Regions from separate parts of the Mus musculus genome. Here all the other regions are linked to region 1. Evidence: chromatin loops called from intact Hi-C (ENCODE). Cell type or tissue: heart. All regions are shown on one strand.

Evidence for each region. Hi-C counts contacts between places; a loop is a spot of excess contacts. Peaks named below come from ENCODE experiments on the same cell type or tissue, not always from the same donor. Only the 100,000 strongest peaks of a DNase experiment are listed, where the experiment ranks them.
Region 2: a loop joins it to region 1, with 2.8 times the contacts of the local background. A loop is called at or near these places in 3 of 42 quality-filtered maps.
Region 3: it touches region 1 in a loop (4-fold over the local background); 13 of 42 quality-filtered maps call a loop at or near these places.

Annotation. Positions count from the first base shown.
Region 1 is chr7:45,681,779-45,684,278 of GRCm38, reverse strand. It overlaps Sec1 (secretory blood group 1), which reads left to right. Exons shown (of 4, transcript NM_001271578.1): 3 at 1-99. The coding sequence starts at 3. It overlaps Ntn5 (netrin 5), which reads right to left and starts at 257. Exons shown (of 7, transcript NM_001358870.1): 1 at 1-257. In heart, a CTCF peak has its summit at 1,350 (motif pointing right); a DNase peak (open chromatin) is centred at 1,358; H3K4me3 peaks cover 591 bases; H3K27ac peaks cover 2,072 bases; H3K27me3 peaks cover 899 bases.
Region 2 is chr7:45,554,456-45,556,955 of GRCm38, reverse strand. It overlaps Hsd17b14 (hydroxysteroid (17-beta) dehydrogenase 14), which reads right to left and starts at 2,028. Exons shown (of 9, transcript NM_025330.3): 1 at 1,890-2,028; 2 at 863-901; 3 at 561-643. The coding sequence starts at 1,977. In heart, a CTCF peak has its summit at 978 (motif pointing left); a DNase peak (open chromatin) is centred at 965; H3K27ac peaks cover 379 bases; H3K27me3 peaks cover 297 bases.
Region 3 is chr7:45,627,980-45,630,479 of GRCm38, reverse strand. It overlaps Rasip1 (Ras interacting protein 1), which reads right to left. Exons shown (of 12, transcript NM_028544.1): 3 at 1,399-2,066; 4 at 1-340. Among named protein-coding and RNA genes, the nearest start is that of Rasip1, 1.7 kb to the right of the region's middle. In heart, no CTCF peak of the experiment used is centred here; DNase peaks (open chromatin) are centred at 199 and 1,419; H3K4me3 peaks cover 1,994 bases; H3K27ac peaks cover 1,312 bases; H3K27me3 peaks cover 688 bases.

The sequences.
Region 1 (2,500 bases):
CCATGCCACCCGAGACTGCGTGGGACAGGAGCACTGTCGCCCCCAGCAGGCTTGAAGCTTGGTGGCCCCAAACAAGCCGGCCTAGAAGGATCCAAGCAGGTAGGGGTATGACTACAGCTTGGGGTTCTGGGATTGGGGTCCTGGCCTGTTCCCACTTGCCCCAGCACCTCTGGAGTTTAGCTTGCCAGCCCCTGCTTTTGGCCGACCCCAAGCCAGCCAGCCCCTCCCCATCCTGCATCCTCCTGCCCCAAGTGCGTTAACTCGGTGTTAAGGTCAGTTGCTTTCAAGCTCTAAAATTCCCAGCCTCAGATCAGCTGTAGGGGAAACCAGAGGCCAGTGCTACCTGCAAGGAGGGCAGCGGAGAAGACTTTCAGCCTGGCTGAACTTGGGGAGGAAAAGAAGGTAGCAAAAGCCAAAGGCAGCTCCCCCCTCCCCCCAGCCACTGGTGGATAAAGGCCCCAGGGCTTTTAGCCTGAAACACTTCCACAACTTGTTGTGTCTGAACATTTGAGTGTTGTGGTTTCTCTCTGAGCAAGATGAGAATATGTGTGGTTTGTTCCTGAGCACCCACCCCATTCATAGCTACTGTCTTGCCAGTGTGCAGAACTGGCCCAGGACAAGACTCAGGGACCTGGTGCCCTGGGAGTAAGAGATCCCTCTGTACTGCCGGGTGACCCTTGAGGCTGGGATCTTAGAGGAGCAGGGACAAGGACAAATGAGAGCTACAAGACCCACAGATGCAGGAGGACTAAGCTTTAAGAGAAGGCTCAGGCCAACGGATCCCACATCTGAGACCCATGTCCCCAGCAAGGGCTGTGTGAGCCATAGGGTGACACGTGGGACTTGTGGGTCCAGCAAGTCCTCCCCGGTTTGCCCCAGCCTTGGCACTGTCAGGCCACCTTCTAGACAGAAAGACGGGAAGCTGGTCTGTTCTGTAGACAATTGCGAATGGCTCGCTGTGGAGCAGGACAGATGGCTGTCAGACATCCAGAGAAGGTCTGGGTCTGCTGCAGGATCCTGCCTGCCTAGCGTGGTAAGTCCCTACGCTGTCTCCAGAGGGAGTTCTCCTCCTCACTTTGCTCTGGGTGCCTGAGCTGGCTGGGGGACCCCCAGAAAGCATCAGCTGTGGGGAAGCCAAGCCCACCCAGGAAGTGGCTGGTCCTTAATTCAGAGGTGCTATGGAGCTCCCCAAGTATCGAGACCCTAACCCTCACAGGGTCAAGCCTCGGGAGAGCTCAGGCCTGTTTGCTCTCCACAGTAGAGGGTCTCTGTCTGCAGCCTCAGGCAAAGGAGGTGGGTAGCACAGCCTCTCCACTGAGTCTTCCAGGCCTTGCTGTGGAACAGCCTCCAGAGGGCGCTCTCGGCATAGCCGGATGAAGGCTGGGCGTCACCTCAAGATGGCAGCAACAGAGCACTTCCCAAAGCTGCTGCCTTTACCAGGAAGTGTTCCGAGATCCACTCCCTCTCCCAAAGCCATCTTGAGCCCTTTCTCTTCTCTGCCCAGGTTCTCTGGCCCAGCTCTGCTCCCTGGTGCTCTGGCTGGGCTGGGCGATCCACTTCGAGTTGGCTAGAGAGCCAGGAGAAAGAAAATGACTGCAATGAGAAAAGAAGGAGCTGGGGTGGGGGAGGATGGGTTTGCTTTGCGGGCAAGTGAGGCAGTGTAGTGCTGGCGAGCATTGTATTTCTGTGAGACTTGGTGTGTGTGCTGTGCTGTGTCCTGTGGTCAGAGCTGCCTGACCTTTCTGGGAACCCAAGTTAAACTCCAAGAATGTTCTGACTTCCAGAAATGGTTAATAATAAAGTAAGGCCCTGGGATACAGGAGCTGAGGGGGCCTGCCTAATACTGAGGCTTGGACAGAGAATAAGCAGGAGAGAGCAGATATCAGTATGGTGCAGCAGACACCTGAAGACTTTGTGGGGCCCTGAGAGAGCTGGAGTCTGGATACATAAAGAGAGGAAGCGGTTGTTTGCCTTATCCTTAGGGTGGTGCGTTAGTCTTTTTTCTGCTGCTGTGATAAACATCAGGACCAAAAGCAACCTAGGGAGGAAAGGGTTTGTTTCAGTCTGAAGTTTACAGTCCATCATAAATGGAAGTCAGAACAGGAGTTCACGGCAGGAATTTGGAGGCAGGGACTGAAGCGAAGACCATGGAGCAGTGCTGTTTAGTGGTTTGCTGTCTGTGGTTTGCTCTTCTATAACCTAGGGTCACCTGCCCAGAGGTGACACTGCCCATGGTGAGGTTGGACCTCCCATAATAATTAATCAGGAAAATGCCCCCATAACTCCCCTACAGGCTATCTGATGAAGGTGTTTTCTCAGTCAGAAAGGTCCCTGGTAACTTATGTCATGTTGATGAGAAAAGCTACCCAGCATAGATGAGTTGTGCATATCAGAGTCCACACAAGCCCAGCAGTGCCAAGGCAGAGCCTGCAGGTTAAAACCGTGGTCTCCTCAGTGAGGGCCCACACTGCATGGTGCCCACCACAGCCAGTCAGTAGCA
Region 2 (2,500 bases), 130 kb after region 1:
GCACATGCCTTTAATCCCAGCACTTGGGAGGCAGAGGCAGGCGGATTTCTGAGTTCAAGGCCAGCCTGATCTACAGAATGAGTTCCAGGACAGCCAGGGCTACACAGAGAAACCCTATCTTGGGAAAAAAGAAAAAAGAAAATGAACAGCAGGTTTGCCCACATGCCAATTTGGTGGGGCCATTTTCTAGTGAGATTTCCTCTTCCCAAATGACTGTAGCTTGGGTAGAGTTGATATAACACTTATCAGCACACCACCTTAGAAAACTTTGGAGAGGGGTGTGTGTATAAGGCAGAGCCTCAGAAGGAGGGTCTACAGACCCTGAGGGTGGTGGGGAGCTGAGATACACAGACAGAGAGACAGAGGCCCAGACTGGGGCTAAACCTGGAGGCACATAACAGATTCTGAGTGCAGGGAAGTCAGAAATTTGATACAGGAAGCAAGTGTTTTGTTCATTCCTAAAGATGGGAGGGAGAGCAGGGCAGAGGGACTGAGCTGTCCTGGGCATGGGTAGCTGGAAAGAGGGACTGGAGACCAGGTGTGGGACAGAAAACACTCACCTGCAAATCTCTTTCCTGTGTCACGTCACCGGGGATAAAAACAGTGCCCGAGAGTTCCTGCTCCAGAGCCCGGCCCCCAGCCTCTGCAGGAGAAAGATTTTGGGTCTGAGGAAGGAGAGCTGAGGCTTGGACACCAGAGTCTGAGGGTAGAGGGCTAGGGAAGAGCCCTGGATGGGAGGGAAGAAAGCCAGGACTTGAATTCCTGGGTCCGAGGAAGCAGAGCTGGGTTCAAGGGAGGAGAGCTAGGCGCGGATCCCTTTCGATGGAGGAGGCAAGGGAGAATCGAACACTGAATCACTCACCATCCTTGTCACAGAAAACCACTTGAGCCCCACTGTCCACTGCCAAAAGAAGAGAACAAGGTTACAAGCCCTGCAGACTTTCCTCACCATCTCTGGTGCCCTCTGCTGGCCACCACCCAGAGCACCTGCCACTCCAGCGGCTCTTGTGACTGGCTTCAGTCCTCTTACAAGAGCAGAATCTTGCAACAAATAACCTTTTTCATTAAGCTGCTGTTGGCCCCCATCCTGGATTCTAGAAAAATCCCAAACCGATAGGCAATAATACTCTCAAAGCTATCATTTGCAGCTAGGAACCGATCCAGGGAAGATTTTTTTTTTTATTTTTATATTTTTGAGACAGAGTTGCTCTGTATGGTCCTGGCTGTTCTGAGCTCACTCTGTAGATCAGGCTGGCCTAAAATTCAAGAGATTCGCCTGCCTCTGCCTCCCAAGTGCTGGGATTAAAGGTATATGCCACCACTGCCAGGCCAGTGGAAGAACTTTTTTTTTTTTTTAAGATTTATTTATTTATTATATGTAAGTACACTGTAGCTGTCTTCAGACACTCCAGAAATGCCAGATCTCATTACAGATGGTTGTGAGCCATCATGTGGTTGCCGGGAATTGAACTCAGGACCTTCAGAAGAGCAGTCAGTGCTCTTAACCGCTGAGCCATCTCTCCAGCCCAAGGAAGAGTTTTTAATGACCAACCTATCAGCAAAGACCCAACAATCCAAATGGACTGAGGGACTGGAGAGATGGCTCAGCAGTTAAGAGCACTGGCTGCTATTCCAAAGGACCCAGGTTCATTTCCCAGTGCCCATATGGCAGCTCACAACTGTTTGTAACTCCAGTTCCAAGGGATCTAATACTCTCAGCCAGATTCAACAACAATGCAGAGGAAAATAAAAATAAACAAATCATTTAAGAACAAATAAATCATTACAGAAATGAACCTGAGTCTCCTCCTCCCACTCTGGGAACCTCTGTCAGTCATCCTTTCTCTCCTACAACAATTCAGACAGCAGGCGGGAAGACCCTTACTCACCGAAGGCTCTCACGATCGCAGCCCCGATGCCCCGGCTGCCTCCAGTCACCACCACCACCTTCCCAGAATATCGGGTTACTGCAGCCATCCCCAGCTGTATCCCACGCCCTCTGGACCTCTTCCCACCTCCACAGTCCAGAGAAGCAGTGGGGTGGAACCAGATATACAGGCTGGGTCACTGAAGGCTGACCTTGGGAGGGGGTGTTTCTAGGAAGGCACACCTGGGAGAACTGAGGACTCTCCTTCCTAGCCCTTCTTTTTCAGTCCCAGGGTACCCAAACTGACAGTCCTCCTTCAGACTCAGGGACCCTCACCCCAGCTCTGCCTCCTCAGACTGACTTCAGCCTTGCTCCCTTTGACTTGTTTTTTTTGTTTTGTTTTGGTTTGGTTTGGTTTGGTTTTTCGAGACAGGGTTTCTCTGTATAGCCCTGGCTGTCTTGGAACTCACTTTGTAGACCAGGCTGGCCTGGAACTCAGAAATCCGCCTGCCTTTGCCTCCCAAGGGCTGGGATTAAAGGCGTGCGCCACTACACCCGGCTTTTTTTCTTTTTTTTTTTTTTTTCCTTTGACTTGTAAGACCAGGGCTACTTCTTCTGGCTTGATTCAGGCTC
Region 3 (2,500 bases), 54 kb after region 1:
CCCTGGAGCAGAAGGAAGTAGGGACGGTTGCTGGGTGCCTGAATGAGGCACTGAGTCAACTGATCGAAGTCTCCAGGGTCCGTTGGTACCATCTGAGCATCAGCTGCCCCTGGGGCCATGCTAAGGGCCTGCTGCCTGCGTTCCTGCTGCCTTCGCCTCCGCCCCTGTAGACTCAGCTCAGACACGCTTCGACGCAGAGACAAATTTTCAGATCGCTCCTTGCCCCCGGACCCAGTGGGGGTCCCGGATCCTGATCCTGGACCAGGACTGGCCAGAGCTGCCCCGCCAGATGCTGCCCGAGACCTATTCTTCTGGGTCCGCCAAGATGGGGCGTTTGTGCCTGTGGGGAGATGAGGAACACAGACTGTTAACTCTGGACATTGGTTTTGCCTGACTCCAACTTGGCGTTGTCAGCTGAGAAATGCATTCTTTTAACATGCATTTAGGAGCAATCACTGTGTGTCAGCGACTGGCCCAGGCAATAACAGTGAGAACTGCCGCTGGGGAGATGCAAACAATAATTTCTTCCTAACAATGTTTTCTAGAAGTCCATAGACTCACAGAAAGTTCCCTACTGAAAGAGGCTTAACGAATAAACATGTTTTTCCACTAAAAGAGGAAAAAAGATTCCACTTCATCTGTCCGTGGACACCAGAGATAAAAAATGTGTGGCTCGAAATGTGTGCTCAGAAAGGCGTTTTTTTTTTCCCTTGAGAGAGAAGAGACGACAGTAATTGTCATTCTTTTGAGTGGTTATTGGTGTTTAGCCTGCATCTATATCTACGGGAAGATGTCAGATCCCCTAGTAGCGGAGTTAAGGACAGTTGTGAGTTGCCATGTGGGTGCTGGGAACTGAACCAGGGTCCTGTGAAAGAGCAAGCCAGCGCTCTTTACCGCTGAACCAACTCTCTAGCCCTCCCTATTCTCTATTAAGTATGTGCTATGCCATTTATATACGTTATTCCACTGAACCTTCACCTAGAACTCCAACCCTGTCTTGGTTAAAATAAAATAAGCTATACCACAAAGGTAAAGTAATAAAAGATATATCATGTAGGTTAACACCCCTTAACCATGCTACCTACTGCCCTTATCAGACCCGGCCTGTAAGTTCCGCCCCAGAATGGCACCACCAGTTTTGTCCTGCTGGCTCCGCTCCCCTCCAATTACACCCCACTCCAGCACATCCAGTCCAGAGTCTTCCCACTCTGTGTGCCCTGCCACCAGAACCTCCCAGAGCCCTCCCTCATCACCTCTCACCCAGGTCCCTGCCTTTTATCATGCAGGCCCCGCCTCCTCTCCCTGTAAGCCACGTCCCCATCACCTCCCGCCCAGGGTCCAGTCATCTTACTGCCCCCTAAGTCCCGCCCCAAGTCTCTGTGCCCTTCCCTGGCTGACCGTCTGCATCCGCAGCCCCGAAGGCCTCCTGCTCCAGCCGTCGAGCCTCCTCGCGGCCGCGCAGCTCAAAGCGCCGCGCCCAGCCCGGACGGGCGCGCCACAGGTCCTGCACCAGCAGAGGGCGCTCCGCGTCGGCCAACACCCGCAGGTGCTCGGCACGCCACTCGCCTCCGCCCACGCCGACCGCGGGCCGGCCCAGAGCGTCGCAAAGCGCGTAGGCGTCCACGCAGCCGCTGTCGCCCGCTCCGCGGCCGCCCGTCAGCCCGTAGCGCTCCAGCGCCTCCGCCACCAGCTCGCGCGCGGTGGATCGCTCCGTAGCCAGCACGCTCTTGTAGTTGGCGCCCGACGCCAGCCCAGAAGCGAAGATCTTGAGCACTCCCGGGGGCACCGCGGCACGCGTGGGCAACGGGGGCTCCGGAGCTACACCCGCCGCCAGTTCAGGCAGCTTCTTCTCGCTGGCCCAGCGCTGCGCGCCCCCAGGCGTGCCAGGACCCCCGGCGCCGCCGGCCCCTGAGCCCCGAAACAGCTGCGAGATGCGCTTGGCTCGGCTGCCCGACGCTCCCCCCGCCGCCTTCACCGCACCTACGCGCCGCAGCTCCACGTGCGGCGGCGGCGGCGGCGGCGGCAGGGGCTCGCTGCTTCGGCTCCCCGTGTCGGAGGACGAGGACCTGAGGAGAAAGAAGTGGGCAGAGAGGACACAGAAGAGAGAATCAGAGACAGAGACACAGAGAGAGACAGAGACACAGAGAGACACCCAGAGATAGTGCCCAGAAAGAGGGGCCAAAGACACAGAGAAACCGAGAAAGGGGGAGGGACAGAAACTCAAGAGTCAGAGACAAAGAACCAAAGAAAAGGGACAAAGGGATGGGAGCAGAAAACCAAGATGGTGGTGTGCGGTGGGAAGAATGGAGATAAGAGAGATAGGTAATAAAATTAATAAAGATATGACCCTTGGTAAGAAATAGGTGAACAGAGAGAGGGGATGTGTACTGCGTTCCATCCCAGTGCCCACTTCTTCTCTCCCTGTGCCTCGACGTCACTGTGTTCCACTGTCACCCCCCAGCTCGCTTGTCTATTTAGGACAGGAACCACTGCCCACTTT